Regions from separate parts of the Homo sapiens genome. Here region 1 is linked to region 2. A link is an interaction called in ENCODE POLR2A ChIA-PET data of the cell type or tissue named here. Cell type or tissue: OCI-LY7. All regions are shown on one strand. Each heading gives the region's core, and the rest is flanking DNA. Links, peaks and the distances in the headings are about the cores only.

The links. ChIA-PET counts read pairs that join two places held together with the same protein. Peaks named below come from ENCODE experiments on the same cell type or tissue, not always from the same donor. Only the 100,000 strongest peaks of a DNase experiment are listed, where the experiment ranks them.
Region 1: POLR2A ChIA-PET joins it to region 2 with 10 read pairs; 3 of 35 experiments call an interaction of 5 or more read pairs at or near these places.

Annotation. Positions count from the first base shown.
Region 1 is chr11:34,095,068-34,103,617 of GRCh38, forward strand. CAPRIN1 (cell cycle associated protein 1) reads left to right here. Exons shown (of 19, transcript NM_005898.5): 16 at 1,412-1,606; 17 at 2,129-2,229; 18 at 2,631-2,694; 19 at 4,236-7,543. The coding sequence ends at 4,300. Among named protein-coding and RNA genes, the nearest start is that of NAT10, 6.3 kb to the right of the region's middle. In OCI-LY7, for the core only: no CTCF peak of the experiment used is centred there; no DNase peak of the experiment used is centred there; H3K27ac peaks cover 1,205 bases.
Region 2 is chr11:33,907,620-33,916,169 of GRCh38, forward strand. It overlaps LOC105376621 (a long non-coding RNA gene), which reads left to right. Exons shown (of 3, transcript XR_931176.3): 3 at 3,114-4,019. It overlaps LOC124902659 (a long non-coding RNA gene), which reads left to right and starts at 5,478. Exons shown (of 2, transcript XR_007062648.1): 1 at 5,478-5,516; 2 at 6,295-6,504. In OCI-LY7, for the core only: no CTCF peak of the experiment used is centred there; no DNase peak of the experiment used is centred there.

The DNA of each region.
Region 1 (8,550 bases), core at 284-8,283, 190 kb after region 2:
TGTTGTTGTTGTTGAGATGGGGTCTCACTGTGTTGCCCAGCTGGTCTCAAACTCCTGAGCTCAAGTAATCTGCTCAGCTTGGCCTCCCAAAGTGCTGGGATTACCAGTGTGAGCCACTACACCCAGCCTGGCTATGAATTTCTTACAGTGAGATTTGATCAAGATTAAAAGCTGTTATTGATAAAATGATTCTAAAATTCAGTTCTTTTGGCTACTTTGTACATGGATACACATGAACCATTTTACAAGGAAAATGTTATGTGTATTTGTCATTCACTTACAATTTTAAATTTTGGGAATATAATAAAAGGCAATCTATGTAAAAAGATGACACCGATGTAGTTGGTTTACTAAGTAATTCAAGAGGAGCAGTGGCTCTCTCTTTTTCTCTAGGTATTCCCTAGTGCTTTCATCGTAAAATAGGATTCTAACAACTATTAATGTATTTGGAGTTTCTTAAGGGTGTAAAATAGGTCAAGTAAAGATTTTCAAGAGTCATACAGCTGCTTTTCTCTCTGCCCCAAAAGGGGAGATTTGGGTTGGCCAGCAGCTTCTGACCCTTGTTGTTAGTGTGTGGGCCTTCCTTTGTTCTGTTGCCTTCCTCACCTCCCAAAGGTACTTTTAGCACCCTATTTTTTTCTCCTCTTTGAATTATAAACATTGTTCTGTAGTATTGAATTTTTGAAAATTTCTAGATTCTAGAACTCTGTCCATTGTGGATGGAGCTTGTATATATGTTAGTGTGTACCTTAGTCTAGAACCTTCAAGTGGGTTGAGTGCCAATGTGAGTACCATGTGATTGTTTTCTAAATTGGCTATACTTGCCATTTTAAATACTTTGAAATGGAATTTGGCATTAAGGGCTACAAGTCGAAGGCCTCTGCTGATTAAACTATGTAGTTGATGACATATTCTACCATCTAGCTGCTTAAATATGAGAGAGTGGTTTTGTATGTTTTACTAAGTAAAAAAAAGGATATTTAAAAGAATAAGAAAACTTCTACCACTAAGGAGCTTTATAATGAAAAGAAGTAATTAAATGGTACAAAATGGTAATGTACTAAGAGTAAATCTTTTGAGTTATTTTGGGTCTCTTGTGCTAAAAAGTAGATGCCTTTCAGAAGACGTTAATATAGCCTTTCAAATAATTTGTTTGGAAGGATCAATCATGCACCCTGCTTTCAAAGGTTTGGAATTGTGGTTGGAGAATTTTACCCCCAATAGCTGAGTCTAAGGGTAGGAGAAAGGTAAGAGACTTTATTCATGTGTAGTTTTTCTTATCATTGTATGCAAATTTAAGGATTAAACTTTAAGGAGACTGTATAAGACACTTCTTAAACTAGAAAGTGCGTGGGAGAACAAACGGTAATGAGCTGTTTATGTATATATCTTTTTCTTTTTTAAATTATAGTGGTTGGCACTTACCATGGTTCCCCAGACCAGTCCCATCAAGTGACTGGTAACCACCAGCAGCCTCCTCAGCAGAACACTGGATTTCCACGTAGCAATCAGCCCTATTACAATAGTCGTGGTGTGTCTCGTGGAGGCTCCCGTGGTGCTAGAGGCTTGATGAATGGATACCGGGGCCCTGCCAATGGATTCAGAGGTAAAAAAATAAAAAAGGAGGTTCTAATGACCTTTTACTAGTTCAAATTATTTTTTGATTTGTAAAATATATCACACAGTTTTTGGGAAGGATGTATCTGCATTAGCCTCCTATGTGCAATTTAAACAATGTATATTTTGGTACAATTTGTGTATTTGGTATAATTTGTTATTTAAATAACAGATCATGGAATTTTTGTTCATTTGGTTATGTCAAATTAATGTCTACCACTATCTCCTGGAGGATAAGTATTTTCCACATTACCAAAACTTACGGGGATTGTTTATTATATTTGTACAGATGTGTGTTTACATGCATAGATGGGTTAAAAGTTTATCTTCTGAGGGGCAGTTAGTACTTACAGAAATTTATAAACAGATTGGATCAAGATAGGAAATTGGAGATTAATTTGATTAACTAGCCTGGCTTATAATTTCTAGTTCTTCCCGTCTTCATTAATAAAAAAGTAAAAATTCCTTGTGAAGATAAGAAAATTATTTCTTTTCTTGTCCTAAATTTTAGGAGGATATGATGGTTACCGCCCTTCATTCTCTAACACTCCAAACAGTGGTTATACACAGTCTCAGTTCAGTGCTCCCCGGGATTACTCTGGCTATCAACGGGTAGGTAAAGTAGTTCTAAAGTGTAAACCTGAACTAAATATACCAATGAAAGTGACTTAGTGTTGTTGCTTAATGAACCTAAGTAACTAATTTGGCGTTAACTTTGTGGTGTCCAAGACACTCTGTTGAAACAAAAGCTTTTAGCACTCAACATCAGTACTCCTTTAGTAAAGCCTGTTAAAGACAGTGATTTCCAAGAGCAGAGAAATATATTTCACTGAATGTTCTTTGAGAATAGTAGAAGTACAACAATTACAGAACAAGGTGTAGCTGTGATAAACTGATACTGAAGTGTCTAAAAGATTAAGGAAGAATTCTGTATTGAGTGTTAGACTGAAAGAATAGATGGGTAAGCATTTTTTAAAAAGTACCTTTTCAATACTAACTAGCTTGTCTTTTAGGATGGATATCAGCAGAATTTCAAGCGAGGCTCTGGGCAGAGTGGACCACGGGGAGCCCCACGAGGTAATATTTTGTGGTGGTGATCCTAGCTCCTAAGTGGAGCTTCTGTTCTGGCCTTGGAAGAGCTGTTAATAGTCTGCATGTTAGGAATACATTTATCCTTTCCAGACTTGTTGCTAGGGATTAAATGAAATGCTCTGTTTCTAAAACTTAATCTTGGACCCAAATTTTAATTTTTGAATGATTTAATTTTCCCTGTTACTATATAAACTGTCTTGAAAACTAGAACATATTCTCTTCTCAGAAAAAGTGTTTTTCCAACTGAAAATTATTTTTCAGGTCCTAAAACCTGCTAAATGTTTTTAGGAAGTACTTACTGAAACATTTTTGTAAGACATTTTTGGAATGAGATTGAACATTTATATAAATTTATTATTCCTCTTTCATTTTTTTGAAACATGCCTATTATATTTTAGGGCCAGACACCCTTTAATGGCCGGATAAGCCATAGTTAACATTTAGAGAACCATTTAGAAGTGATAGAACTAATGGAATTTGCAATGCCTTTTGGACCTCTATTAGTGATATAAATATCAAGTTATTTCTGACTTTTAAACAAAACTCCCAAATTCCTAACTTATTGAGCTATACTTAAAAAAAATTACAGGTTTAGAGAGTTTTTTGTTTTTCTTTTACTGTTGGAAAACTACTTCCCATTTTGGCAGGAAGTTAACCTATTTAACAATTAGAGCTAGCATTTCATGTAGTCTGAAATTCTAAATGGTTCTCTGATTTGAGGGAGGTTAAACATCAAACAGGTTTCCTCTATTGGCCATAACATGTATAAAATGTGTGTTAAGGAGGAATTACAACGTACTTTGATTTGAATACTAGTAGAAACTGGCCAGGAAAAAGGTACATTTTTCTAAAAATTAATGGATCACTTGGGAATTACTGACTTGACTAGAAGTATCAAAGGATGTTTGCATGTGAATGTGGGTTATGTTCTTTCCCACCTTGTAGCATATTCGATGAAAGTTGAGTTAACTGATAGCTAAAAATCTGTTTTAACAGCATGTAAAAAGTTATTTTATCTGTTAAAAGTCATTATACAGTTTTGAATGTTATGTAGTTTCTTTTTAACAGTTTAGGTAATAAGGTCTGTTTTCATTCTGGTGCTTTTATTAATTTTGATAGTATGATGTTACTTACTACTGAAATGTAAGCTAGAGTGTACACTAGAATGTAAGCTCCATGAGAGCAGGTACCTTGTCTGTCTTCTCTGCTGTATCTATTCCCAACGCTTGATGATGGTGCCTGGCACATAGTAGGCACTCAATAAATATTTGTTGAATGAATGAATGAATGAGTACTGGTGGAATACTCCATTAGCTTTACTCTTCTTTTAGCTAAGAGAACATGAGCAAATTTGCGCATGACAACTTCCAGGACAGGGGAAACTTGAACACTGAAGAATTGACCTCTTAAGCCTAATAATGTGGTGACAGGCTGCCCACATGCTTCTTGACTTCAGATGAAAATCTGCTTGAAGGCAAAACAAATAATATTTGAAAGAAAAATCAAATGCCATTTTTGTCTTCTAGGTCGTGGAGGGCCCCCAAGACCCAACAGAGGGATGCCGCAAATGAACACTCAGCAAGTGAATTAATCTGATTCACAGGATTATGTTTAATCGCCAAAAACACACTGGCCAGTGTACCATAATATGTTACCAGAAGAGTTATTATCTATTTGTTCTCCCTTTCAGGAAACTTATTGTAAAGGGACTGTTTTCATCCCATAAAGACAGGACTACAATTGTCAGCTTTCTATTACCTGGATATGGAAGGAAACTATTTTTACTCTGCATGTTCTGTCCTAAGCGTCATCTTGAGCCTTGCACATGATACTCAGATTCCTCACCCTTGCTTAGGAGTAAAACAATATACTTTACAGGGTGATAATAATCTCCATAGTTATTTGAAGTGGCTTGAAAAAGGCAAGATTGACTTTTATGACATTGGATAAAATCTACAAATCAGCCCTCGAGTTATTCAATGATAACTGACAAACTAAATTATTTCCCTAGAAAGGAAGATGAAAGGAGTGGAGTGTGGTTTGGCAGAACAACTGCATTTCACAGCTTTTCCAGTTAAATTGGAGCACTGAACGTTCAGATGCATACCAAATTATGCATGGGTCCTAATCACACATATAAGGCTGGCTACCAGCTTTGACACAGCACTGTTCATCTGGCCAAACAACTGTGGTTAAAAACACATGTAAAATGCTTTTTAACAGCTGATACTGTATAAGACAAAGCCAAGATGCAAAATTAGGCTTTGATTGGCACTTTTTGAAAAATATGCAACAAATATGGGATGTAATCCGGATGGCCGCTTCTGTACTTAATGTGAAATATTTAGATACCTTTTTGAACACTTAACAGTTTCTTTGAGACAATGACTTTTGTAAGGATTGGTACTATCTATCATTCCTTATGACATGTACATTGTCTGTCACTAATCCTTGGATTTTGCTGTATTGTCACCTAAATTGGTACAGGTACTGATGAAAATCTCTAGTGGATAATCATAACACTCTCGGTCACATGTTTTTCCTTCAGCTTGAAAGCTTTTTTTTAAAAGGAAAAGATACCAAATGCCTGCTGCTACCACCCTTTTCAATTGCTATCTTTTGAAAGGCACCAGTATGTGTTTTAGATTGATTTCCCTGTTTCAGGGAAATCACGGACAGTAGTTTCAGTTCTGATGGTATAAGCAAAACAAATAAAACGTTTATAAAAGTTGTATCTTGAAACACTGGTGTTCAACAGCTAGCAGCTTATGTGATTCACCCCATGCCACGTTAGTGTCACAAATTTTATGGTTTATCTCCAGCAACATTTCTCTAGTACTTGCACTTATTATCTTTTGTCTAATTTAACCTTAACTGAATTCTCCGTTTCTCCTGGAGGCATTTATATTCAGTGATAATTCCTTCCCTTAGATGCATAGGGAGAGTCTCTAAATTTGATGGAAATGGACACTTGAGTAGTGACTTAGCCTTATGTACTCTGTTGGAATTTGTGCTAGCAGTTTGAGCACTAGTTCTGTGTGCCTAGGAAGTTAATGCTGCTTATTGTCTCATTCTGACTTCATGGAGAATTAATCCCACCTTTAAGCAAAGGCTACTAAGTTAATGGTATTTTCTGTGCAGAAATTAAATTTTATTTTCAGCATTTAGCCCAGGAATTCTTCCAGTAGGTGCTCAGCTATTTAAAAACAAAACTATTCTCAAACATTCATCATTAGACAACTGGAGTTTTTGCTGGTTTTGTAACCTACCAAAATGGATAGGCTGTTGAACATTCCACATTCAAAAGTTTTGTAGGGTGGTGGGAAATGGGGGATCTTCAATGTTTATTTTAAAATAAAATAAAATAAGTTCTTGACTTTTCTCATGTGTGGTTGTGGTACATCATATTGGAAGGGTTAACCTGTTACTTTGGCAAATGAGTATTTTTTTGCTAGCACCTCCCCTTGCGTGCTTTAAATGACATCTGCCTGGGATGTACCACAACCATATGTTACCTGTATCTTAGGGGAATGGATAAAATATTTGTGGTTTACTGGGTAATCCCTAGATGATGTATGCTTGCAGTCCTATATAAAACTAAATTTGCTATCTGTGTAGAAAATAATTTCATGACATTTACAATCAGGACTGAAGTAAGTTCTTCACACAGTGACCTCTGAATCAGTTTCAGAGAAGGGATGGGGGAGAAAATGCCTTCTAGGTTTTGAACTTCTATGCATTAGTGCAGATGTTGTGAATGTGTAAAGGTGTTCATAGTTTGACTGTTTCTATGTATGTTTTTTCAAAGAATTGTTCCTTTTTTTGAACTATAATTTTTCTTTTTTTGGTTATTTTACCATCACAGTTTAAATGTATATCTTTTATGTCTCTACTCAGACCATATTTTTAAAGGGGTGCCTCATTATGGGGCAGAGAACTTTTCAATAAGTCTCATTAAGATCTGAATCTTGGTTCTAAGCATTCTGTATAATATGTGATTGCTTGTCCTAGCTGCAGAAGGCCTTTTGTTTGGTCAAATGCATATTTTAGCAGAGTTTCAAGGAAATGATTGTCACACATGTCACTGTAGCCTCTTGGTGTAGCAAGCTCACATACAAAATACTTTTGTATATGCATAATATAAATCATCTCATGTGGATATGAAACTTCTTTTTTAAAACTTAAAAAGGTAGAATGTTATTGATTACCTTGATTAGGGCAGTTTTATTTCCAGATCCTAATAATTCCTAAAAAATATGGAAAAGTTTTTTTTCAATCATTGTACCTTGATATTAAAACAAATATCCTTTAAGTATTTCTAATCAGTTAGCTTCTACAGTTCTTTTGTCTCCTTTTATATGCAGCTCTTACGTGGGAGACTTTTCCACTTAAAGGAGACATAGAATGTGTGCTTATTCTCAGAAGGTTCATTAACTGAGGTGATGAGTTAACAACTAGTTGAGCAGTCAGCTTCCTAAGTGTTTTAGGACATTTGTTCATTATATTTTCCGTCATATAACTAGAGGAAGTGGAATGCAGATAAGTGCCGAATTCAAACCCTTCATTTTATGTTTAAGCTCCTGAATCTGCATTCCACTTGGGTTGTTTTTAAGCATTCTAAATTTTAGTTGATTATAAGTTAGATTTCACAGAATCAGTATTGCCCTTGATCTTGTCCTTTTTATGGAGTTAACGGGGAGGAAGACCCCTCAGGAAAACGAAAGTAAATTGTTAAGGCTCATCTTCATACCTTTTTCCATTTTGAATCCTACAAAAATACTGCAAAAGACTAGTGAATGTTTAAAATTACACTAGATTAAATAATATGAAAGTCTGGTTTTCTCACTGTCCTTGAACGCAGTCTGCTTAAGTTGTTAAAAACCATCCAGCAAAAGCTGTAGGTGAAGAAGTGCTACTGGTGTGAAGAGAGGAAAAGGTTTATAAAAGCAATCTGATAGCCTCATCTAATACACTTCTCAGCTTCTGCTACTAATATCCTACTTTTAACAAGCTGTTCTGAAGCTTAATCCAGTTACATAAGCAGTACGGCTGTTTTGAGTAGAGGCAGTGGAAGATCAGCAGTTTGTTCCTGATCATCTAGCAAAGGCATTTGTGTATTAATGCTTATTTGGAAATACCAATTTTAAGTACTGTGTTTAATAGGGAGACACACTGTATTAAGCAACTAAACTAAGGCTTTATTCAGCAAATTAGGGTATCCTTTGCCCAGCATCATGCCAAGCACTAGGCATTTAGTGGTGACAAAAATTACTGTGGTTTCTGCTTTCATTGAACTGTCTAATCAAAGACTGATGACACCAAAGTGTAGCAGATGCCATGATGGAGCAATGTGGTTGATGGCAGATATTAAAGCCATGACTGAGTGTATACCCTAGTTAAAATGATCAGGGGAGACTTAACTGAAAGGGGTAATTGAGCTAGATTTGAAGGATGAGGAGTAGCAGACTAGTCAAAGAAAGGGAGAGAAGAACATACCTAAACATCTGATCACCAGTGACTGAGAAAGTTATCAGGATCAAGTGGAAAGAGAAAGGACTAGCAGAGTTACAGGTTAGAGAAACAGGTAAAGGCTACTATGGACGGCATAATAGTTGCATCCCATGTTTTGTCTCTTAAGAACAGTTGCAAACTATTGAAGGTTTTAAAGCTGTGTGTTGGGCCGGGTGTGGTGGCTTGTGCCTGTAATCCCAGCACTTTGGGAGGCCGAGGCGGGTGGATCACGAGGTCAGGAGTTTGAGACCAGCCTGGCCAATATGGTGAAATCCCGTCTCTATTAAAAATAAAAAAGTAGCCAGGCGTTGTGGCATGCGCCTGTAGTCT
Region 2 (8,550 bases), core at 273-8,272:
TTAAATGAGATCACACTTGTAAAGCATTTAGCATATTGACCGGCGCATGGCAAGTACTTTGAAAAACAGAAGCCAGTCAGCAATAGGAAGTGGTTTCTTACTTATGTCTTTACTATAAACTTACATAAACACAGAACTGAAAGTTTGGAAAACCGAAGAAAAGAAAAAATCACCTATATTCGTAACAACTGTTACCATTACAATATATTCCTTCCGGTACTTTTTTCCAATGAATCTATTTTTTCCCACATATATAATTTTTTTCTGTAGCATTGCACTCCATTCTTTTTCACTTAAAATTGTATTAAAATCATTGATTCATATTGCTGTAATTTTTCTTTTCATAACTGTACTGTATCTTATCATCCGAACATAACCATAATTTTCTTATCCATTCCTCTATTGCCTGACATTTGTTTTCAATGTCCCTTATTATAAATAATGCTGGCTCAAGCCTGTAATCCCAGCACTTTGGGAGGCTGAGGCAGATGGATCACCTGAGGTCAGGAGTTTGAGACCAGCCTGGCCAACATGGTGAAACCCTATCTGTACTAAAAATACAAAATTAGCTGGGCACGGTGGCACGTGCCTGTAATCCTAGCTACTCGGGAGGCTGAGGCAGGAGAATCACTTGAATCTGGGAGGTGGAGGTTGCAGTGAGCCAAGATCATGCCATTGCACTCCAGCCTGGGCAACAAGAGCATAACTCCATCTCAAAATAAATAAATAAATAAATAAATAACATTAATAATAATAATAAAATAAAAATAAATAAAGTGCTGGGATTACAGGCATAAGCCACCACACCCGGTCTAAAATCTGACAAAACCAAGTGTTGGTAAGAACATGAAGCAATAGGAACTTTCATTCACTGCCAATGGGAATGCAGAGTGGCACAGCCACTTTGAAGAACTGATGTTATCTACTAAAACCGTTAGAAATGCCTATCCTATTATACAGTAATCCCAACTCAAAAGCATATATTCTAAATCAAGCATTAGAAAACTTTTTCTGTAAAAGATTAAAAAGTCAATATTTTAGGCTTTGCAGGCTATGTGGTCTCTGTTGCAACTACTCAGCTCTGCTGAGCAGGAAAGTGGCCACAGACAATGCAGAAAGAAACTGGCGTGGCTGTGTGCACTAGAACTTTATTTATGGACACCAAAATTTGAGATTTTTTAAATTTTTATTGTTATTTTGAGACAGGGTCTCACTCTGTCATCCAGGCTGGGGTGCAGTGGCGCAAGCACGGCTCACTGTAGCCTTGACCTCCTGGCCTCAAGTGATCCTCCCACCTCAGCCTCCTGAGTAGCTGGCACTACAGGCACACACCACCACACCCAGCTACTTTTTAAAAACATCTTTTTGTAGAGATGGGTGTCTTATTATGTTGCCCAGGCTAGTTTTGAACTCTTGGACTAAAGTGATCCTCCCCTCTCAGCCTCCCAAAGTGCTGGGATTACAGGTGTGAACCACTGTGCCCAGCCCTGAATTTTATATAATTAATTTCATATAATGTACCTTCTTTGGATTTTTCCAACCATTAAAAAATGTAAAAATCATGTTTAGTGCATGGACTGTACAAAAGAGGTAGTGGGCCCATTCTGGGTTATGGGAGGTAGTTTGCCAACCCCTGCTCTGTAACGTTACTCAAGGCGTGGTCCAGGGTTCAGTAGCTCAGTAACAATTTGTTGGAAATGAAAACTTAGGGGCCCCACCCTAGACTTACTCAATCAGGATTACTAGGGAAAAAAAAAAAAATAGGAATCTCTATCTTTGCAAGCTCACCAGCTATTTTTATGCACACTGAAGTTTGAGAATTACAGATGTGGTTCTCAAACACACATATGTGCAAAAGCCTGTATGTACAACAATGTTCCTAGCAGCATTATTTGTGATAAACCCGGACTGAAAACAACCCAAATGTCCAGGAACAGTAAAATGTCTAAAAGCAGTAAAATAGGTAAACCAAATAATATTCAGTAATGAAAATACACAAAGTAGGCTTTATGCTCATATTATGCAATATGGATAAACCTTTTAAAGAATGTTGAGCACAAAGGAAAATCCATCAGGAGGCTGAGGCAGGAGGATCACTTGAGGCCAGAAGTCCAAGTCCAGCCTAGGGCAACACAGCAAGACCCTATCTCTACAAAAAAAATTTAAAAATAGCCAGATGTGGTGGCACACACCTGGAGTCCCAGCTCCTCAGGAGACTGAGGTAGGAAGATCACTTGAGCCCAGGATTTCAAGGTTGCAGGGAGCTATGGTCACACTACTGCACTCCAGCCTGGGCAATAGAGCAAGACCCTGTCTCTTAAAAAAATCAATAAATCAATAAACAAATACATCCAGACACAAAAGAATATGAACTCTATGATTCTGTACAACAATATAAAGTTCAAAAATAGACACTATTGTTTTGGAGTGAGCACTTAAATGGCAAAACGGTCAAATGAGGCAAGGAAGTTATACTTAAAATCAGGATTGTGATCTTTGGGAGGAAAAGGGGTGTTGTGTTTAAATGGGCACATAGGACGCTTCTAGTGAGCTGACAATGTCCTATTTCTTGACCCGGGTGATTATAGCATCTGTATTCACTTTATGATAATTTGTTAAAGTGTACATTTATGTTTTATGCACTTTTCTCTATGTGTGATTTTTTCACAATAAAAAATTAAAAGGAAAAATAACTGCGAGTAGTGGCAACTTTCTGAGCTAGCCCTGTGTATAGAACCTGCCAGATCCACTTCACACCTTGACTTCCTGCTTGGCCAATTCCCTGTAGCCCACCCAACTGCAAGTTGCAAATTTATAGGCCAACTGAGCCCAGATGGTTTCCTGCGATAGCTGCTAGGGGCATAATAATGAATACATGTCTCCCAGCACGTTCCCGAATGCATTTTGGCAGGATTTTTCCTGCAGGCAGTAAAACCTTGTTACAAAGTCTCTCTCTGTCTCAGGGGCTTGGCCACATTGCAATTGAGCCACACTGCCTCCTGTTCCAGGCAGCCATCATCCTTGCTCCACATAGCATCCTTGAGAGCTGGCTTTTTCTCCATTGTCCTGTGAAGCTGGTTGATTGATTGTTACTAATAATCATTGCATTTCAGAAACTCGGATTCCTGTCCTCACAGCTGGAACTTTCTCTTCACACTAATTAGAAAACCATCCTCTGGGAAATGCGGCATCTTTATTGAGTCAATCTTTGGTGATGACTAAGTCAACTGGCAAGATGAAGTTTACATCAGGGAGATGAAGGCACTAAAACCCTTCCAGTACACTGGTCCCAGGCCTGAAGCCAATAAGCCAGGCTGACCTGACAGATATCCAGACCCCCACATCTAGAGAAACTAAGGGTTGCATTACAGAAGGACTAGCTAGAGGTTGGGGTCAACCCAGGGGTCAAAGAGCCATGCCAGCTATGATCCCCCAGTTTTCTTCCCCTTCTTCCTAATTTACAGTAGCTCTGGGTATTAGCTGCATAATTAAGACCACATTTCCCAGACTCCCTTGCAGTTAATACAGTCATGTGACTAAATCCTCATTAATAAGAATGCAAGCAGAAGTGGTATCTGGAACTTCTAGGAAAGGTCCATGTCCTTCTCCTTTCCCTTCTGTGTTGCTTGGAAGCTTTAGCTTCCATACCAATGAATAGCAAAGCATCATACAAGTTCTGGACTAATTTTCTGCCTTTTTTTTTTTTTCAAGACAGGGTCTCACTCTGTCACCAAGGTCTGAGTGCAGTGGCGCGATCTCAGCTCACTGCAGCTTCAACTTCCCAGCTTCAAGCAATCCTCCAACCTCAGCCTCCCAAGGAGCTGGGACTACAGGCGTGCACCACCATGCCCAAATAATTTTTTTTTGTAGAGACAAGGTCTCACTATGTTGCCCAGGCTGGACGCAAGCAATCCTCCTGCCTCAGCCTCCCAAAGGGCTGGGATTATATGCATGAACCATGGCACCTGGCCTTAATTTCCTGGCTTTTGTTAAAAAAAAAGAAAAGAAAAGAAAAGAAACTTCTATCTTGTCTAAGCCACTGCTTTGGAGGAGTTTCTGTCACTTGTATTTGAACCCAGTCTTAATTGGTACAACAGCTTTTGTCAATGGTAAAGAAGTGGAAACAACCTTAGTGGCCCACAAGAAAGGACTGGCTAAATTCGTTCACTCATTTACTTACTCATTTATCGCATTTTTAATGAGTGCCCACCACATGCTCGGCTTTGATCTAGGCTCTGAGCTATGGGGGATATAGTGGTAAAAAGGTATTGTCTCTACCCTGAAGAACTTTGTTAGAAGAGGAGGCAGAAGGCATAAGTAAATGCGCAATACAATGATGTGTAATTAGCGGAACCACAGAGGCTAAGTAGTTAAAAAAACATTTTAAAACAGGATAGGAAAAATGGTGACGCATTGCTAAAAAGGGGATAATTAAAGATCATGCACAGTGAGTTCAATTTGTAAAACAGCATATATATTTGCATGGAGAAAAAACTAAACTGATATATGCTTTTTCTGAACACCTTGAACAGCAGTGGTATTTAGTAGGTAAACAATAAATGATTAATGAATGAAAGAATCTATTTCAAGATCAAGGGATTATTTTTTCTAGGTATTTTTCTGTACTTTCCAAATGCCGCCCAATAAGTATGTATTACTTTTGTAATAAGGAAAAAATATCAACATTAGGAAACTGTGAATTAGGGAGTTAAGGATCAAGATGACGTGTAGAGCAGCGATTTTTGTTAGAATGCAAACTAAGCTGTGCTAGACTTAGTCTCAAAAAGAAATGTAAGTCTGAGGTCTGAGTTTGGCCTCTCCCTAACGGGCGGAGACTGTGGCTCTCCACCCCATGCACGGTCCGGAAGCAGGCAAGCAAGTTTGCCCTGGGCTTTGTTCTACATTTTAGTGGGGCAGGGCCCACTGCAGCCAAGTTATTAAGCACTAGGTCTCTCACTTCTCTTCCCCTGGCTCCTCTCTGCTGGGCCTCCTGCCCTACCATCAAGGCAGCTGTTGTTGTTTTGTAGAGGCTAATTAACTCCACACTGCATGAAGCCAGACGCTAATTGGCCCACTCACTTAATCAACCTTAATGTCTCTCTTCTGGTGGACACGGCTGCTGCTTTTTGTTCCCCTGATCATCAACAAACGTGGTTCCAGGCGAATGGCAGCAACAGCCTCTGGTGGTAACAGCCCTCAGCCTGTCACCTACCACGGGAAATACTGAGGCTCATTTTGACACCTCAGCTCAGTGGACAGGCCCTCAAGTTCATGATCACCGAAGCATCTTGAAACCTGAGCTTATTGCTGCTCTTCCAAACATTGCATGATGATATGAGTCATCAGATGGTTGGTTACTCAAGAGAATTGGCCTCATCTCTGTCTGTTGCTGACACATAGTTAAGACTATAACATCTAACTTATACAGCTACCTTTTGCTGAGTGTTTTTTTTTTTTCTGTAGCACTGTGTCGGGGCCTTTCCAATGGAACATGAACACAACATTGCACAGAGTAGGTAAGCAATACAGATTTTTAACCGAATGAGGAAGAAACACCATTCTTATCCCATTTGTCAGATGAGGACACTGAGGCAACAATAATGTTTACATCTGTAATTGAAATGATGTACATATTCCTATAAGATTAGGACCAAGAAGTATTCTAATCCCCCCAACCTTTTTTTTTTTTTTTTTTGAGAAATGGAAGCTTTCCAAAAGAAAAATGACTTTCCTAAGGACAGAAGAGTATGACAAACAGAATAGTGCTACCCTTCCCAAAGATGTTTACCTGTGGCTGGGTGCGGTGGCTCACGCCTGTAATCCCAGCACTTTGGGAGGCCAAGGCGGGTGGATCACGAGGTCAGGAGATCGAGACCATCCTGGCTAACACGGTGAAACCCTGTCTCTACTAAAAAATTCAAAAAAATTAGCTGGGCGAGGTGGCAGGCACCTGTAGTCCCAGCTACTCGGGAGGCTGAGGCAGAAGAATTGTGTGAACCCGGGAGGCGGAGCTTGCAGTGAGCCGAGATCGTGCCACTGCACTCCAGCCTGGGCGACAGAGCAAGACTCCGTCTCAAAAAAAAAAAAAAAAAGTTTACCTGCTAATCCCCAGAAGCTATACATTTGTTACCTTAGATGCAAAACAACCTTGGTGGTGTGATTAAATTAAGATCTGGAGATGGGAAGTTTCTCCTGGAGCATTTAGTTGGGTCCAATGTAATCACAAGGGTCCCTATAAGAGGGAGACGGAAGTCTATGAGTAGAGAAAGCTGTAAGAACAGAAGCATATGTCAGATAGGAGAGAAGAAGCTGCTGGCTTTAAAGATGGAAGAATGGGCCACAAGCCAAGGAATGCAAGAAGCCTCTGGAAAATGCAAGCTGGAAAACAGAAGGAGATAGATTTTCCCCTGAAGTCTTCAGAAGAAATGCAGTGCTGCCAACACCTTAATTTTAGACTTCTGACCTCCAGAACTATAAGAGAATAAAACTTAACGTTTTAAGCCACTAAGTTTACGGTAATTTGTTACAACAGCCATGGCAAATGAATACTGATTTTGTTACTGCAGCAATACAAAACTGATACACACTGCAAGTGGAAGATTTAAAGGGCTTGACATTTAGGCATTAGGATGTGAAAACCCTTTTTCACTGAATTGATGAGATTTTTCCATACCTAATCAGTGTATGGTGATTTTGAATTCTAGCTTCCCATAAAGATGAAGATAACTGGGCAGGTGGAACTGTTGGCCTGCCTTCTCACTGCCAACATTTCCTCTGTCTCCTTCCTAGTCTATTCTACACTTCCTGCCCTTTTACTTCCTCTTCTTCCTCAAGCACCTAAAGCCCAACCTTGCCAGGCACAGTGGCTCACATCTGTTATCCTAGCACTTTGGGAGGCCAATATGGGTGGATCACCTGAGCCCAGGAGTTCAAGACCAGCCTAGGCAACTTGGCAAAACCCTGTCTCTACAAAAAATATAAAAAATAAGCCAGGTGGGGTGGCAAATACCTGTCAAGTCCCAGCCACTCAGGAGGCTCAGGTGGGAGGATCACCTGAACCTGGGGAAGTCAAGGTTACAGTAAGCTGTGATTGCGCCACTGCACTCCAGCCTGGGCAACAGGAATGAGACCCTGTCTCAATAAATAAATAAATAAATCCAGCCTCACAATATAGCTCATCTGGGGGAAACCATGTTTCTGTGTCAATCTGAAGGTCAGCTTTAACCAGGGCAGAAAGAGTCACAGAACTTGTGGGAGGTTGGTGTTTGGGAGACGGTAGACAGAACATTTAAACTCTTGTGTTTGAATTCTACCTACCCTGCCTGCTTCCAGCGTGCCTCCATTTCATCCTCCATCTGAAAGCTTGTTGTAAGGATGCAATGAAATAACCCATGTTGGGCCGGGTGCGGTGACTCTCGCCTGTAATCCCAGCACTTTGGGAGGCTGAGGCGGGCAGATCACCTGAGGTCTGGAATTTGAGACCAGCCTGGCCAACATGGTGAAACCCCTGTCTCTACCAAAAATACAAAAAATTAGCTGGGCGTCATGGTGGGCGCTTGTAATCCTAGCCACCTGGGAGGCTGAGGCAGGAGAATCACTTGAACGTGGGAAGTGGAGGTTGCAGTGAGCCGAGATCATGCCACTGCACTCCAGCCTGGGCAACAGAGTAAGACTCTGTCACCAAAAAAAAAAAAAAAAGAAAGAAAGAAAGAACCCATGTCATGCTTAGCATAATACCTGGCAATGATAAATGCTCAACAGATGTTTGTGATAATGACACTGACTCAAGCTGAGCTCCTGGTTCTCAGGAGCCTGGGTTTACTCCTCAGAGGCTTAAGATCTAGAGCAGTGGTTCTCAAACTATAGCATGCACCAGGTTCCTCTGGAAGGGACTGAGCCTCTCTTCCAGAGTTTGATTCAGTAGGTCTGGGGTGGGGCCTGAACATCCGCCCCAGGCAATGGGGATTCAGCGGCACCAGGGACTACACTTTGAGAACCACTGATTTAGAGCTGAGACTCAACGATGGTGCCTTCATTATTGTTCCCCAGCGCCCAGCACAGTGTCTGACATATAATAGGCATTCAACAAATATTTGTGGAATGAATACATTTTTTTCCACTGTCTCCCTGAGGCTTTAAATGTCTGGGAAGCTGCCCTTCTCCATAAAAGAATCCCATTCTCTATCTTTTTTATCGCCATCATATTTACCACAACTTGGTGCTGACAATCTCCTCTTCATAGACTCCCTGTTTTCCCCTTGAATACCCTCCATTTCCACAGTGAGTGTCTCTCCCCTGGATCTCAACCTTTTCCATTAACTCCATGCACTGCACAGCCTGTTCCGGGACATCAAACTTTAATTTAAACAGAAAATGATCAATAAGCTTAGCAAATTGCCCATGGCAACCTATGCTGAGTGAATCAAAGAGTTTTATAGGTAATTTAAAGGGTGTCTTCACTCATCCCTCAAGGTAAAGCTTAGCACATTGACAAGAGCCCTTTTCCGCCCTGGCTCAGGAAGCTCTGGAAGGAAATGGAAGAGAAAGGAC